2 separate regions of the Homo sapiens genome follow, and region 2 is linked to region 1. Evidence: chromatin loops called from intact Hi-C (ENCODE). Cell type or tissue: OCI-LY7. All regions are shown on one strand.

Evidence for each region. Hi-C counts contacts between places; a loop is a spot of excess contacts. Peaks named below come from ENCODE experiments on the same cell type or tissue, not always from the same donor. Only the 100,000 strongest peaks of a DNase experiment are listed, where the experiment ranks them.
Region 2: it touches region 1 in a loop (5-fold over the local background); 13 of 110 quality-filtered maps call a loop at or near these places.

What each region holds. Positions count from the first base shown.
Region 1 is chr11:130,129,018-130,137,017 of GRCh38, forward strand. APLP2 (amyloid beta precursor like protein 2) reads left to right here. Exons shown (of 17, transcript NM_001142276.2): 10 at 31-189; 11 at 1,021-1,149; 12 at 4,612-4,711; 13 at 6,546-6,698. Among named protein-coding and RNA genes, the nearest start is that of ST14, 27 kb to the right of the region's middle. In OCI-LY7, CTCF peaks have their summits at 3,408, 3,623, 6,701 (motif pointing right) and 6,914; a DNase peak (open chromatin) is centred at 3,424; H3K27ac peaks cover 2,699 bases.
Region 2 is chr11:129,764,032-129,772,031 of GRCh38, forward strand. It overlaps LOC124902793 (a long non-coding RNA gene), which reads right to left. Exons shown (of 2, transcript XR_007062952.1): 2 at 1-3,408. Among named protein-coding and RNA genes, the nearest start is that of TMEM45B, 48 kb to the right of the region's middle. RefSeq lists an enhancer at 3,123-3,417. In OCI-LY7, CTCF peaks have their summits at 3,307 (motif pointing right), 3,506 and 7,557 (motif pointing right); a DNase peak (open chromatin) is centred at 3,290.

The sequences.
Region 1 (8,000 bases):
TCATGTGTGGTTCCTGCTTTCTTGGTTTAGCACTTCCAAGCCATGGTTAAAGCTTTAGAGAAGGAAGCAGCCAGTGAGAAGCAGCAGCTGGTGGAGACCCACCTGGCCCGAGTGGAAGCTATGCTGAATGACCGCCGTCGGATGGCTCTGGAGAACTACCTGGCTGCCTTGCAGTCTGACCCGCCACGGGTGAGTCCTGCCCCTAGCACTGCCTGCCCTGAGGTGGTATATGTAGGGGACCAATGTATGACACTCAGGTCAGTAAAAGTGACATTTGTATGACAAGTTCTGGCAAAGCTGAAGCTAAGGAAAGATGATGAGGGAGGAAAAGGTATTACATTCTAATATCTGTGTATATAAGCTAAGCATGACATCGCTTTATGCCTGCGTATACCACCTGTGATGTGAAAGTGTTTTACGCTGGAAAAGTATAACCTCGCGAAATTGATGGGTAATTATCCAGTTATTGAACTTCCTTTCAAAGAATGAAAACATGCTATTCATGAAGACTTTTGAACAAGTTACATTATAAATAAGATTATGAAGAAAGGGGTAAAGTAATTTCTTCTGAAACTCTTGTGTGAGTGGTCTCAAATGATTTTGTCCCTTAACACTAACCTGCCTTGCTTTGGGGGATGGAAAGTATTGGGAGGATATTTGTGTCCTTAAGTAAGCCGGTTAAAGTCTTCTCTCTTTGGGTGACACAGGAGACTATCTAGCTTATAGGTGTCAGAGGCTGAGCCAGGAAAAAGGACAGATCAGAAGAGAACGGGAGTGGGCAGGAGATTCTGGAAAATACTGTATGTTAAGGAGCCAGTATAACTTTGGAACTTAGTTTTGCTATTTTACCTAGACAGTTTTTTTGTTACTTGGTAAGCTAAAAAAGCCTTCCAGTTACAGCTTTCATTCTTGTGCCTAGCTGAGCTTTACATTCTTAAGTGAACTTTTTAAGCTTTTGTTTTCCTGCCTATTTTCAATTCTCTAGTCTCTGGATATTAAAACAACTGTTCTCTCTTGCAGCCTCATCGCATTCTCCAGGCCTTACGGCGTTATGTCCGTGCTGAGAACAAAGATCGCTTACATACCATCCGTCATTACCAGCATGTGTTGGCTGTTGACCCAGAAAAGGCGGCCCAGATGAAATCCCAGGTACAGTAGATGTAGTAGAAATTGCTGCCGTGAGGGCATTTCCAGTGGGGAACATAATGCCTTGACTAATGGTTGACCAGCACTGCTAGTTGCATTTGCTACTAGTCCTTAGAAAATGAGTTTTGATTTCCGAAGACATTCGGTACGTGAACTGGTTTTTGCAAGGTCACTGTTTTTAAAACATCTTTTTAAATACTTTTTTATATTAACTGCTTTATACTTAAACAATTTCTGAATTTTTTATATCATTTATTTCTGATTTAGGGTATTGCCAGAACCAATATTCAAGATCCTTTTCTAGGTATATTTATCAAGCAGATCTTAAAAATTGGTCTCTTGTTTTGTGCAGTATAGTTTTTGTTTAGACAGACACTTTTACATTCCTAGGTTTTGTCCAGCTTTACTTTCATCTACAGAGGTTTGTTTCTGGTTCCTACTTCTAATATTGGTGTTGTTCATATATTAACTTGAGTTTTACTTTTTTGTATTCATAAAAATGAGCTTGCCTACAAGACTGCTAGCTTCCGTTTAAACCAGGAAGTCTCCTAGCTCAGCCTTAGTTTTCCTAGAGGGCCTTATAGTAACAACGCTGATCTTACTTGATTTCCTCTCATATTGTAAATACAGTGCTGTGCTGATTGTGAGTGTCAGGGTACATGGGCTCACTTACTGCACGGGTGCTGGCCTGTCAGCCCAGAAACCCTCCTTCCCCACAGCTGCTATGAGTGTGAAGATGAAAAGGTAATGTGCCTAAAGGCCTAAAGGCCTTTGGAGTATTGGAGCTGAGCTGCTCCATTTGTGGAGCTGGGGGTCTGTCTCAGTGCCAGACTCCACACTGGCATTCAGTGCTGCCGGGTTGACTCCCTTGAGTGCCCTTGAGCAGCTCACACGCTAGTGTAGAGATAATAACTGTAAAGGTGAAGAGCAGGTGTTTTTTTGTCTGTTTGTTTGAGATGGAGTCCCACTCTGTCACTCAGGCTGGGTTGCAATGGCACCATCTCAGCTCACTGCAACTTCTGCCTCCCGGGTTCAAATGATTCTCTTGCTTCAGCCTCCCAAGTAGCTGGGATTACAGGTGCCCACCACAGTACCTGGTTAAGTTTTGTAGTTTCAGTAGAGACGGGGTTTCACCATATTGGCCAGGCTGGTCTTGGGCTCCTGGCCTCAGGTAATCCGCCCACCTCTGCCTCCCAAAGTTCTAGGATTACAGGTGTGAGCCACCACTCCCAGCCTAGAGCAGGTGTTCTTAGATATACAGAGTTCACTTCAGAAGCTGGTTGTTTTGGGGAATAAAAGAACTCAGGCTTCTAAAGAGTGGGAAGAACGTGGAAAGGGGCTGGGTTGGAGACCCTAAGGGGCATCTGGTGTGGGCCTGGAGCTCAGGACTTTGCTTCACGCTGGATGTAGCAGAAGAGGAGAAAGTCCAAGAGGCCTGGATGGAAAACGCATGCATCTTGACAGGGCCTAGGCTCTTGGGGTCTACTTGATTTTTTGAAAAGACTTAATCACTTTCCAAACTTTCTGGTTTAAAATTAAATTATCGTGTTGTATTCTAGCCAGTTTTGTGTGAGAGTAGAAGGGAAGGAGAGATTTTGATCAGTATATTAAATTAATAGAGAATTCCTGCAAGTGAGATCAAGCTTCCACACCAAGTAATGTGGGAAGTAGAATGCTCCCATTTAAACACCTTTGGGGAGAAAACCCAGCTCTCCTGTCTGCTACTTACTACCTGCTCTTAGCTTTAATTCTGGCAAAGCTTACCTTCTGCCTTGTTCCCTATTCTGTTATCTAAACACCAGAAAAATTTGCAGATATTCAGCCTGTTGTAACTTGTGCCATGTCTGCTTGTCTGGATATGAGTGAGATGGTGCTTTTACCCCCATACTATAGCCAATGGTTTGCTGTAGAGACACTAATTTGCAGTCTCCCGCTCTGTGGTTCTTGTCCTCTGTGAGTGTATGAACCTTCCTGTCTCACACGGCTCCCGGTTCCTCTGGGAGGTGTAGCAGGACAACACTTGCTGAACCCGTGGGTGTTGCATTTTGGCTTCATTTGCATTTTTTCTTCAAGGCACTCACTCTTGTGCTTTCCTTGATTGACAGAATGGCAAATATAAAATTAAATTGCTTTCATCCTTGCTTTGAAAGGTCAGAGAGATGTCAGTCTACAATAAAAGCATCTTTCCATTTAGCTTTTTTTTTCATTTTGATCCTTCATGTTAATGGCTTCAGGCCCACATAATTAATCCACTGGTTTCCAGCACCCTCTTTAGGAAAAGCTTGGTAATTGCAGGTCTAACCAGGCGGGGATGACTTAGCTTGAAAAGCTTGTGGGAGCTACAGCAACACACCTCGCCGTGTCATTGGGGTGGATGCTAGCCCGTCACCTTTCACTTCCATCCTGGAAAACTGTAAAAATAGTGACCACTTCTAATGGCCTTTTTTTTTTTTTTTAAATAATGAATAACCTTAGAACTTTTGCATTCAGAAAAGGCAGTGAGCTACGGTAGATGAGTCTTCCTTTATCACCCCCTTAAAATCAGGTTTATTTATACCTCAGCATGAGTTTTTCAAAAAATAGCAATTTAGTTAAATAGGAATAAACTAATTCTTTATTTACCACAATAATCATTTAAGCAATTGCTTCACTAAGCAAAATCCATAATGGTTCCCTCTGTTGCCAAGTCTGCTTTTCAGCCAGTAATTTCAGTCTTTTTTAATCCCATCTAATCTGACCAGTGGTAGAAATCAACTGACTCTTCTTTCACTCAGCAAAACCTTACTGAACATTCGGCATTGTACAAATTAGAGTTCTTTTTTTTTTTTTTGGCTCAATATAATTAGTAGTAAGTGCCTTGTATGAAAATCCAGTAGCTAGTGGCCATTTTTAAATAAATTGTCTCTTAATTTGGAGCACTTTCCAGATAAATTCTCATGTCAGCTGGGGGAATTATACAGTCTTTTTTTTTTTTTTTAAGACAGGATCTTGCTCTGTTGCCTAGGTTGGAGTGCAGTAGCACAGTCATAGCTCACTGTAGCCTAAACCTCCTGGGCTCCAGTGATCCTCCAGCCTTAGCCTCCCAGGTAGCCGTGACTGCAGGCACACAGTACTATGCCTGGCTAATTTTTGTATTTTTGGTGGAGACAGGGTTTCATCATGTTGACCAGGCTGGTCTCAAACTCCTTCGCTCAAGTGATCCTGCTGTCTCACCCTCCCAAAGTGCTGGAATTACAGGTGTGAGCCACCACGCCCAGGCTGAACACGTTCTTATACTTTAGCAGTCAGTAAATATGGCGTGAGGATTAATACATTTCCCCTGACCAGTTGCTTTGCTAGACTCTGTAGAGAATATGCTTTGTAAAGTGGTTTTTCCAGAAGTTGTGTCGATGTTCCAGCTGCAAGTTCCCTCCTGGCCTAGTTGTTTTCAGTCACAACACCTCTCCACCATAACTCTGCTTCCAGGTGATGACACATCTCCACGTGATTGAAGAAAGGAGGAACCAAAGCCTCTCTCTGCTCTACAAAGTACCTTATGTAGCCCAAGAAATTCAAGAGGAAATTGGTGGGTACCAGCTCTTTGTGTCAAGGTCATACGGGACTTCTTGCAGAGGCTCAGGAGTGAAAGCTGGGCAAGAGTAGAGAGAGATGAGCAAGCAAGGCCGGTGAAGTGGGGCATTAGCACATCCTGGCTTCAGAAGCCTGGAGTCCACTGGAGCTTTCATGGCAAGGTGAAGGAGGAACCAAGGACAGGTGCACTGGCTGTGAGCCATGGAGCCTCGGGCTTCACTGACCTTCACTCTGTTAGCGGAAGAATATCTGGGGTGTGAAATTGCAAGAGACTACGAGTTTCCTGTTCCCGTTTTCCTCCTTCGTTCTGATTATTTCAAGCACCTGATTTTATATAAATTCTCACCTCCTCCTCTCCCGGTCTTTATCTTCTTCATTTATTCAACAAGTTTTATTATGGCTGCTGCGTGCGTGTCACAGAGTAAAATGGTCCACGAGCAGATGGTACCTGCTGGAGTTGATGTGTTGATAAGAGAAAAACAGATAGTAAAACAAGAAAATAAGTGTCAGCTGGTGATAGGTGCTGTGCAGTGTGAAAACTCGGGCAGAGTGCTAGAGAGTGGCCAGTCGGGGCGGCTGCCTCTGGGGACGGTGGCCTGAGATCCGAATGGTAAGATCACAGCGGGAGAGCACGTTGGTAGCAGAGGGAGCGGCAGCTACAAAGGCCCCAGGTGGAAGTCAGGCATCACATTTGAGTAGATCAGTGTGGCTACAACATAGCAAAGGGGATGTGGCCAAAGTATGCAGGGACCAGATGAGGAAGAAATTTCAGCAAAATCAAGGAGTTTGGATTTTATTCTAGGATAATGGGAAGCCGTTAGAGGATTTTCAGCTAGGGAAAGACTAGATCTGGATTATGAATTTTTAAAAGCTCACTTGGCTGCTGTGTGTAGTCGATTAAAATTAGAAACCAGCCAGGAAGCGATTTTAGAAATTCAGGAGAGAGCTGTTGGGAGTATGCACTGAAGGGGTGACGGGGTAGGAGAAGGAGCACCCCAGGGACAGCTGGGGATGGTCTGTAGGATGTGTTCTGGTGGGAGTGTGTGGGGCTGCGCCCAGGGCTGCGTGTGGGGTTGGGGGAGCGGCATCAAGAAGTGCACTTAGGGTTCCACTGGGAGCAGCTCGGGGATGGTGGTACCATGGCTGACTGAGGTGGAGAAGGAAATCCGGAGCTCTCTTGATACATGTTAAGATAGAAATTTCTGTTGGATGTTATGTGGGGATGTAGGATTTAGGTGAGGCAGAGGTCAGGCAGTAGGTCCAGGATTCGGGCCTGGGAGTCATGGTATATGGTCAGTATTTAAAACTGGCGTCGGGGAGAAGTAGGTCAGAGGGTATGAAGTGGTAGTTGTAGTTACGTGGGGTGGATACGTCTAGAGATGGGATGGACAGCATGAGGACTGTAGTTAGTAATATCGTACTATATACTAAAAATTTGCCGAGAGTAGATTTGAGGTATTCTTATTTTTAAAAAAAAGTAATTCTGGAAGGTGATGTGTGTGTTTGCTTGACTATGGAAATCATTTCATGGTGTATATGTATATCAAAGCATTATATTTTAGACCTTAAATATGTACAATTTTTTAAACCCCCAAAATCTGTGGAGTTGTGGATACCACTTAACTGGAGTGTGGAGGTGGATGCAGGGGTGCCTGGGACGGCGCCCTGGGGTCCCTGGTGTTGGGGCTCTGTGGTGCCACAGAATCAAGGAAGGTGTTTCAGGCAGGAACTGGGAGCCACAGTGGGGTCTTGGAGCTCTAGAGCATCCTGTGCCTGGACACCAGGCCCTTCTGAAGCCTGCTTTCTGTCCCCTGCCCTGTCTTCATCAGATGAGCTCCTTCAGGAGCAGCGTGCAGATATGGACCAGTTCACTGCCTCAATCTCAGAGACCCCTGTGGACGTCCGGGTGAGCTCTGAGGAGAGTGAGGAGATCCCACCGTTCCACCCCTTCCACCCCTTCCCAGCCCTACCTGAGAACGAAGGTGTGTATGGGCGACGGTGCCACTTCTGGGCAGCAGGGGGAGGACAAAATGAGAGAATTGAAGTCAGTTTTTCGAAAACCAAATTGAGTTGGGAGATGGTGTTCCTGCGAGAGTCAGGGGAAGGGAGACTGGATTCATTGAGCGCCTACTGTGTGCAAGGACCCTGCTAGATGCTTTCAAATCATTGGTGTCAATGTCACCATGAAGTTAAGACTAATTCTCCCATTTCAAGATGGGTGGCTTCAAACCCCCACTTCTTCCAACTTGTGCACTTCCTTACATGGGGGAGGCACTTGGCAGTTGAAACAGCGCCTTCCTGTTATGGTGTTACCTTTGCCCAGCCGTCTTGGGAGGTAGGTGCTGGAGAGGCTGAGGAGGTGACAGGGCTGGCGTGGGTCATATCTCTGACATGAGGTGGGGATAAGAAGCTGTTCCTCTGGGTCCTAGGCAGACGTTCTTTCCTCTATTCCCCTGCTGGTTCTCAGTGTCTAAGAGGATCTCTAAAAGCTGTGAGTCTGCTCCAGAAATAAACAAGTTGCTGAGACCAGTGCCCTGAGAGCCGTCCCCCTCATCAGTTCTGTTTGTTGCTGTTGCTGCTGACAGGGTAATGATAAGAATGGCCCACAGCTATGCCGTAGTCCTTGTTATATGCCAGCTTTAGCTAAGCATCTCAGCGGATGCTCTCCATCCTCACAGTAACCCTCGCAGGTGGGTAGTCGAGTGTCCCCATGTGGGGATTCTGAGGTATAAAGAGATTAAGTAACTTGCCCGAGGTCATGTAGCTTATAAGTGGAGAGTCAGGGGTCGAATCCAAGCTGATCTGGTCCTGCAGTCACAGACCTGACTGGATATAGCACTGGAACAGAGGCCTCAGGAAGGCATCAAATTAGGGGTGGGGGGATGGAGGTACATCCAGCTTAGCCTTCAGACCTTAATGGAAATGCTTTCTAAACTAGCGATCCCAGAGCAGTTGACTCTCCAGAAATAAAACAGGATCTGAGGAAGTGGCAGATAGATGAAAAGGCGCCATGCCACCCGCAAATCTCCGTGGGTTTTTGGGGTGGTAGATGAAGAGGCACCATGCTATCCCCAAATCTCTGTGGGTTTGTCGGGTGGCCATGCTTGGACAACTTCTTATGTGCTTGTTGGGGGTCGGGGCAGCTTGGATATACCTGAACTAGGACCTTATCTCCCTGTCAGCAAACCACAACCAACACTTAACTTCAATTTTCACTTTTTTCTAAGAAAAATAATTATGTGGGCTAAGCTAAATAGTGCAGGCATCTCCCAGTTTCCCTAAAA
Region 2 (8,000 bases), 360 kb before region 1:
GCCCCCACTTAATGGGCCTTCCCTACCCACCCTGGTAGCTGAAGACAAACAGCATATACTCTTGGGAGTTCTAGGGCCCTACCCACCGCCTGATCCCTCCCATACTACCACAGCTGATGCTCTCTGGAAAGTGCCACCTCCCAGCAGGAAGCCAACCGGCTCAAAAATAGTGCATTAAACCACCAAAACTAAGGACCCTCACAGAGTCCATTTCACCCCCCACCACCTCCACCACAGCAGGCATTGGTATCCACAGCTGAGAGACCCACAGATGGTTCACATCACAAGACTCTGTACAGACAACTCCCAGTGCCAGCCCAGAGCCTGGTAGACCTGTTGGGTGACTAAATTCAGAAGAGAGATAATAATCACGACAGCTCAGATCTCAGGAAGCCACATCCCTAGGAAAAGGCGGAGGGTACTACATCAAGGGAACACCCTGTGGGACAAAAGAATCTGAACAACAGCCTCGAGCCCTAGACCTTCCCTCCGACAGAGCCTACCCAAATGCGAAGGAACTAGGAAACCAACTCTGGTAATATGAGAAAACAAGGCTCTTTAATACCCTCCAAAAAAATCACACTAGCTCACCAGCAATGGATCCAACCAAAAAAAATCCCTGATTTACCTGAAAAAGAATTCATAAGGTCAGTTATTAAGCTAATCAAAGAGGTGCCAGAAAAAGGCAAAGCCCAATTTAAGGAAATAAAAAAAAAATACAAAAAGTAAGGGGAGAAATTTTCAATGAAATAGGTAGCATATAATAAAAAGCAATCAAAACTTCAGGAACCAACGGATGCAGTTATAGAAATTCAAAATGCTCTGGAAAGTCTCAGCAATAGAAGCGAATAAGCAGGAGAAAGAACCTCAGAGCTCAAAGACAAGGTTTTCAAAATAATCCAACAAAGACAAAGAAAAAAGAATAAGAAAATATGAACAAAGCCTCCAAGAAGTCTGGGATTATGTTAAATGAGCAAACCAAAGAATAATCGGCATTCCTAAGAAGAAGAGAAATCTAAGAGTTTGGAAAACATATTAGGGTATCCACTACTGGGTATCTACCCAGAGAAAAAGAAGTCATCACACGAAAAGGATGCTTGCACACATATGTTTATAGCAGCACAATTCTCAGTTGTAAAAATGTGGAACCAACCCATATGCCCATCAATCAGTGAGTGGATAAAGAAACTGCAGTATACATATACAATGGAATACTACTCAGCCATAAACAGGAATGAATTAATGGCATTCACAGCAACCTGGATGAGATTGGAGACTATTATTCTTAGTGAAGTAACTCAGGAATGGAAAACCAAACATTGTATGTTCTCGATCATACGTGGGAGCTAAGCTATGAGGATACAGAGACGTAAGAATGACACAGTGGACTTTGGGGACTCAGGGAAAAAGGGTGGGAAGGGAGTGATGAATAAAAGACTACAATTTGGGTGCAGTGTATACTGCTCAGGCGATGCGTCCACCAAAATCTCACAAATCACCACTAACGATCTTACTTATGTGGCCAGGTGCAGTGGCTCATGCCTGTAATCCCAACACTTTGGGAGGCTGAGGCAGGTGGATCACGAGGTCAGGAGATCGAGACCATCCTGGCTAACATGGTGAAACCCCATCTCTACAAGAAATACAAAAAATTAGCTGGGTGTGGTGGCGGGCCCCTGTAGTCCCAGCTACTCAGGAGGCTGAGGCAGGAGAGTTGGCGTGAACCCGAGGTGTGGAGCTGGCAGTGAGCCGAGATCGCGCCACTACACTCTAGCCTGGGCAACAGAGCAAGACTCCGTCTCAAAAAAAAAAAAAAAAAAAAAGATCTTACTCATGTAACCACACACCACCTGCTCCCCAATAATCTATGGAAATAAAATAATTTTTTTTTTAAAAGAAACTAGGCTGGGCATGATGGCTCACGTCTGTAATCCCAGCACTTTGGGAGGCCGAGGGGGGTGGATTACCTGAGGTCAGGAGTTTGAGACCAGCCTGGCCAACCTGGTGAAACCCTGTCTCTACGAAAAATACAAAAATTAGCCGGGCATGGTGGCACACACCTGCAATCCCAGCTACTCGGGAGGCTGAGGCAGGAGAATTGCTTGAGTCTGGGAGGTGGAGGTTGCAATGAGCCAAGATCGTGCCACTGCACTCCAGCCTGGCCGACGGAGTGAGACTCTGTGTCAAAAAAAAAAAAAAAAAAAGGCCAGGCGCGGTGGCTCATGCCTGTAATCCCAGCACTTTGGGAGGCCAAGGTGGGCGGATCACGAGGTCAGGAGATCGAGACCATCTTGGCTAACCGGTGAAACCCCGTCTCTACTAAAAATACAAAAAATTAGCCGGGCGCGGTGGCGGGCACCTGTAATCCCAGCTACTCAGGAGGCTGAGGCAGGAGAGTGGCGTGAACCCAGGAGACGGAGCTTGCAGTGAGTCGAGATAGCGCCACTGCACTCCAGCCTGGGCGAAAAAGTGAGACTCCGTCTCCAAAACAAAAAGAAAAAAAAAAAGAAAGAAAAGAAAAAGAAACTAATAGGGAAAAAAAGCTAGTATCACTCTTACCTGAGATCTTTAGGCATTATACAGTAAGACTGTCTCAATCTCAGTAAGAACTAAGTAAATAAATAAAATGACAATAAGGGACTTTTGTGCATCCAGAACTTTCAGGCAAAGACTGTAAGTTCTCTAGCATCATTACATGCCCAGGTTATATTTCTCAAGCCTTACTTGTTCCTTCCCACACATTAACATTTCAGAATTATATTTCATTTATAACAGGTATTCTCTAGGCTCACTAACCTGACAGGGTTAATATCAAAAAATAAAAACAAAAATAATGGCATTTAAATAAAAATAGCCTCGGGCTTGAGCCCATCCTAGCAACCACAGTGAAATTCCAGCTTCCCCCCAATCTTCTCAGAGTTCTTGGATGGCCTAAGAATGATCCCCACAGCCTCTAGATGCTACCTGCAACGTTCTTTGCAAGGAGCTCCCCTCCTCCTTTCAATTGGTTCCACCTCTGTCTGCAAAGGCTGCTTTCCTGTCTCTCTTATGGCTCACTTTACTGATACTGAACTCCTCCCTTCCCAATATTGAGATCTGCTGTGTCCTGGGGCTGGGGCTATACCTCTCCCGTATCACTCCCCTGCTTTTGTCACCATCACTGCCTCTGTCCTGAGCTACAAGCCCTCAGCTAAGCCACAGCATGCAAGTGCGAGTTTCAGTCCACAGGCAGAGTCGGAGGCCGCTTGCTCCAGAGGAGAACATCCACTTTACTTTCTTACCTTGCTGCATCCACAAGAGGGAGCCTCGTGCCGCTTCTCCAGCCAGAATGGTAGCCCCCAAGGCTCTTCCTCTTCCTCCACCTTCAGGTGCAGCATCCAACAAGGTCAAAATCACAATGTCTTCCATCTAATAAAAAATTACCAGACATGCAAAAAAAAAAAAAAACAGGAAAATATGACCCTTAATATAGAGAAAACAAACATGAAAAACAACCCAGAAATGACACAGACTATAGAATTAGTGGAAATAGTTATTATAATTGTATCCTATATGCTCAAAAATTTAGAAGACTGAACGTGTTGGTAGATATATAGAAGATTTTTTTTAAATAGCCAAATTGAACTTCTGAAGTTAAAACTACAATGTCTAACATGAAAATACATTGGATGAGATTAACAGCAGATTAGACACTAAGAAGAAAAGATTTGTGAACTTGAAAACAGCAATAAAAGCCATCCAAATTGAAATACAAAGAGAAAGAAACCAATGAAAAGAAACAAGAAGAGCATCAGGGCATCGTGGGACAACTTCAATCAGTCTAAAAAATGAAAAGATGCTTCTAAATGTAAAAAAGAATCCTTTAAATTGTCAAACAGCCCATCAGAATTTTTAATAGCTCTATTAGAAAAAAAGTTCATTTTGCTGCTTAAGTTCCAGTAGGCCAATCTTTGTGATGAATCCCTTGGGATGTTGCCAATCCAGACAGGCAGCTCTTAAGGTGACACACCAGTCATCCAGGGACTTACCATCACGTCAGTCATTTTGTTACTGTTTTTAATAATGTAAAATACTTGACCAATGAGGATTCCTTCCGGAAATGCAAGTTATTCAACAATAGGAATCCTATCTACCTAAATCATTACATTTATAAATTAAGAAAACCCGCATGATTTTATGAATGTAAAAAGGTATTTCTCTAATATTTAACAGCACTCTAATAAAAAAGATTAACTAACATAGGAATAGAGAGAAGCTACCTAAACAAGATGAAAGCTGTTTACCAAAACAGAATTCTATTTTTAATCATGATGGAATAATAGAGACTAGATGTACCTTCCCTCCTTACATAACTAAAAGCTGGACAAAATATATGAAGTGAAAGTTTTCAGACATTGGACAACAGGCAGTGCAAGACTGTGATCCCTGAGAGAAAGACAAGTGAGATCAGCCCTGCAAGTACCCCCAGCTCACTGCCTGGAGAATTTCCAGGCTGACCACAGAAAAAAGAAACCAAAACAGAGTCCAACAGTCTCACTGATTAAGGAGACAAAGTTCAGAGTTCCAGCAGGGCAAAATGAGAAAAATTTGTGAGGCAAAGTATCAAAGAAAAAGAACTGCAGAGAGTGAGGGTTCCAGAGATCTGCAGAGCAGTCCCTCAAGACTTTGGCTGAGTACTGCTATGCGCTTGTGTAAGGAGACTACTGAGGCTGGGGAAAGAACAGCAGAGAGGAGTAGGCAGAACAATTTCAGGAGTTCACACAGGACCAGAAATAGTGTTTTCCCTAGCCGGTTTGGGAAGATCTCCTAATACGGTGGGGCATCGGGTACAGTTCTCAAAAGCATATTGCCTCAGTGGGGCCAAATTAGCCCTCAGTGTAAAAGTAAAGTATCTAAAGGAATGTTTAGAAATCCAGCACCCCATAACATAAAGTGTACAATGTCTGGTATTCAATAAAATATTACCTAGTATGCAAATAAGCAGGAACATAAGACCCAGTATTGGAAAAAAACATCATTCTATAGACATAGACCTATATATGACTCAGATGTTAGAATTTGTAGGCAAGGACATCAAAACAAGAATTATAAATTCACTCCATATATTCAAGAAGTGCAAGAAAGCATGAGTATGGTCAGGAGAAAAATGAAATGCCTAAGTAAACTTCTAGAAATGAAAAATACAGTAACTGAACTGAAAAATACATTGGCAGGATTAACAGCAGATTAAATGCTATAGGAGAAAAGATTTGTGAATTTGAAGATATTGCAATAGGAACTATCCAAATTAAACACTGAGAGAAAACATAAGCCAGAAGAAAACTAAACAAAGCATCAATAAGTTGTGAGACAATATCAAGTAGCCTAATATATACATAACTGGAGTATCCAGAAGAAGGGAGGAAAATAATACTTGAAAGAAATGGCCATTTTTTTTTCCAAATTTAATGAAATTAACCCACATGTATTAGTCAGAGTTCTACAAAGAAACAGAAGGAATAGGATATATATATATATATATATAGTATTTATCAGTATTATACTATATATATTTATATATATAAAATATATTGCAGGTGTGAGCCACCATACCCAGTATATGTATTATTTATATATGTAAATATGTAGTATTTTACCAATATAAATATATTGGCAACATATAACTATATTTACATATATAAATACATTAGAGGGAGAGAGAGATTTATATGAAGAATTGGCTCACACAGTTATGAAGGCTAAGAAGTGCCATGATCTGCCATCTGCAAGTCAGAGACCCAGGAAGGCCAGTGCTGTAATTCAGCCAGTGGTTGAGTCCATCCAGAAGCACTCTCATGGACACACCAAAAATTATGTTTAACCTGCGCACCCCATAGCCCAGTCATGTTGACACATAAAATTTATTATCACAAGTCTACCCTTTGTCAACTTGGCACCTATACACATCTCCTCAAACCAAACTTATTCTCCAAATGAAAATAATAGGTCATAATTCCACCTACCTTAATACTACCCTGGATACAATAAAAAACACACAGTAACTTATTTCCCAGATGAGGAGGTAAAATCCTTGAAAGATGTTTACTCTGATATCCTACAACACTTGCCTGGGTGCAGTGGCTCACACCTGCAATACCAGCACTTTGGGAGGCCAAGGCAGGCAGATCGCTTGAGCTCAGGAGTTCAAGACCAGCCTGGGCAACATGGTGAAACACCAACTCTACAAAAAAATACAAAAATTAGCCAGGCACGGTGGTGCATGCCTGTGGTCCCAGCTACTTGGAATGCTGAGGTGGGAGGATGGCTTGAACCCAGGAGGCGGAGGTTGCAGTGAGCCAAGATCGTGCCACTGTACTACAGCCTGGGTAACAGAGCCAGACCCTGTCTCAAAAAAAAAATTAAATTAAAAATACTTAAATAGTACGATATAAAATATTATAAATACATCTGATGTTACATGATAAGGGAATAAGAACAGAAGGATAACAAAGATACACACACAAATGTGTTTATGGCAAAATAAGGAGAAAATAGACACGGCAATTACCATCTTTGTTTCTGTAATTGGCCACATGGCCATGGCTGGTATTTACAACTACCTTTTCCCACTATCCATTCTGTATTCCCGTTGCCTTCAGCAAGCACCTCAGCTTTATCTGGCAGGGTGACTTCAACTTTTATTCCTGAAGGGTTTGAGCCATTTGTAGCCCTGCCTGGTCAGGCTGTAGTTTTCTATTGACATAAAACACAGGGCATGGTAATACTAAAAGATACCCTAAGGAATCTCCTGTATTCTGGATATACTTACTCTTCCTTAACTCCATTGTGGAATAGTAGTCCAATTTCCCCCTTGGTAGTCAGGACCAATCATCCCAGCCAACACTGTAACTCCCTTCTTTACCTATTAATTGAGAAATATAAGGACCCCAAAGTGGCCAGGTGGAAGTCTTTAACTTCCAGTTCTTGGGATCATTATTGTGTCTCCTGGTGGAAATATCCCTTCCTAATGGAAATATCCCTTCCTCTAGAACTAAGACCTCTAGGTCAGCAAAGCATAAAGTCAGGAACAGGAAGCAAAAATTTTGCCAGTGGGTCACTCGGGGTAATAGTGAGTGGTGCCACTCCCACTCTTGTCCTTTGATCTCTTGACCTGTGAGTGCTACTTGCTGTAGGAGAAACAAGATCTTATATTGGACACTGATTCATAGCATATACAGCCTTCTGGGGAACTTCACTCCACCCCTGCAAGAAATTGCCACCTAGCTGGTGTCATAACTGAGACTTCAAAATGCTATTCCACTGTTTTATCAAGCCAATTGCTTCAGGATGATGGGGAACATAAATCAGACCAGCAAATTCTACCAGCATGGGTCCGTTGCTCCATTTCTTTTGCTGTAAAGTGAGTTCCTTGATCAGAAACAATGCAATGTGGACTACTACAATGATGAATAAAGCATTCTATAAGCCCATGGATGGTAGTTTTGGCAGAAGCATTGTGTGCAGGGAAGACAAAAAATATCCAGAGTGTCTATTAAGAACAAACACTGTCCCTTCTATGATGAAAATGTCCCCACATAACCTACCACCAGGTGGCTGCATGATCACCCTAGGGACTTGATGTTGGTCTCTGCTCAATGTTGGCCATATCAGGGACTCAGTGTTGCTCTCTGCTGTTGGCAGATTGGACTTTCAGCAGTGGCTGTAAGCCAGATTGGCCTTGTTGAGTGCAAGTCCACGTTACTTCACCAAGCATAACCTCCATCACTGCCATCATGGTCACTTTGTTCATGAGACCATTAGGCAATGACAGAGGTAGCTGGGAAACAAGGGTGATCAGTATCCGCAGAATGGGTCATCTTGTCCACTTGATTATTAAAATTCCCTTTGGTGAGTATTCACATGGGACACAAATATCACCATGTGTTTTGCGCACTCAGAGAAATCTGTCCATATACCTCTTCCTTAAATTTGTCACCAATTTTCCAATCATGTTCCTCTCA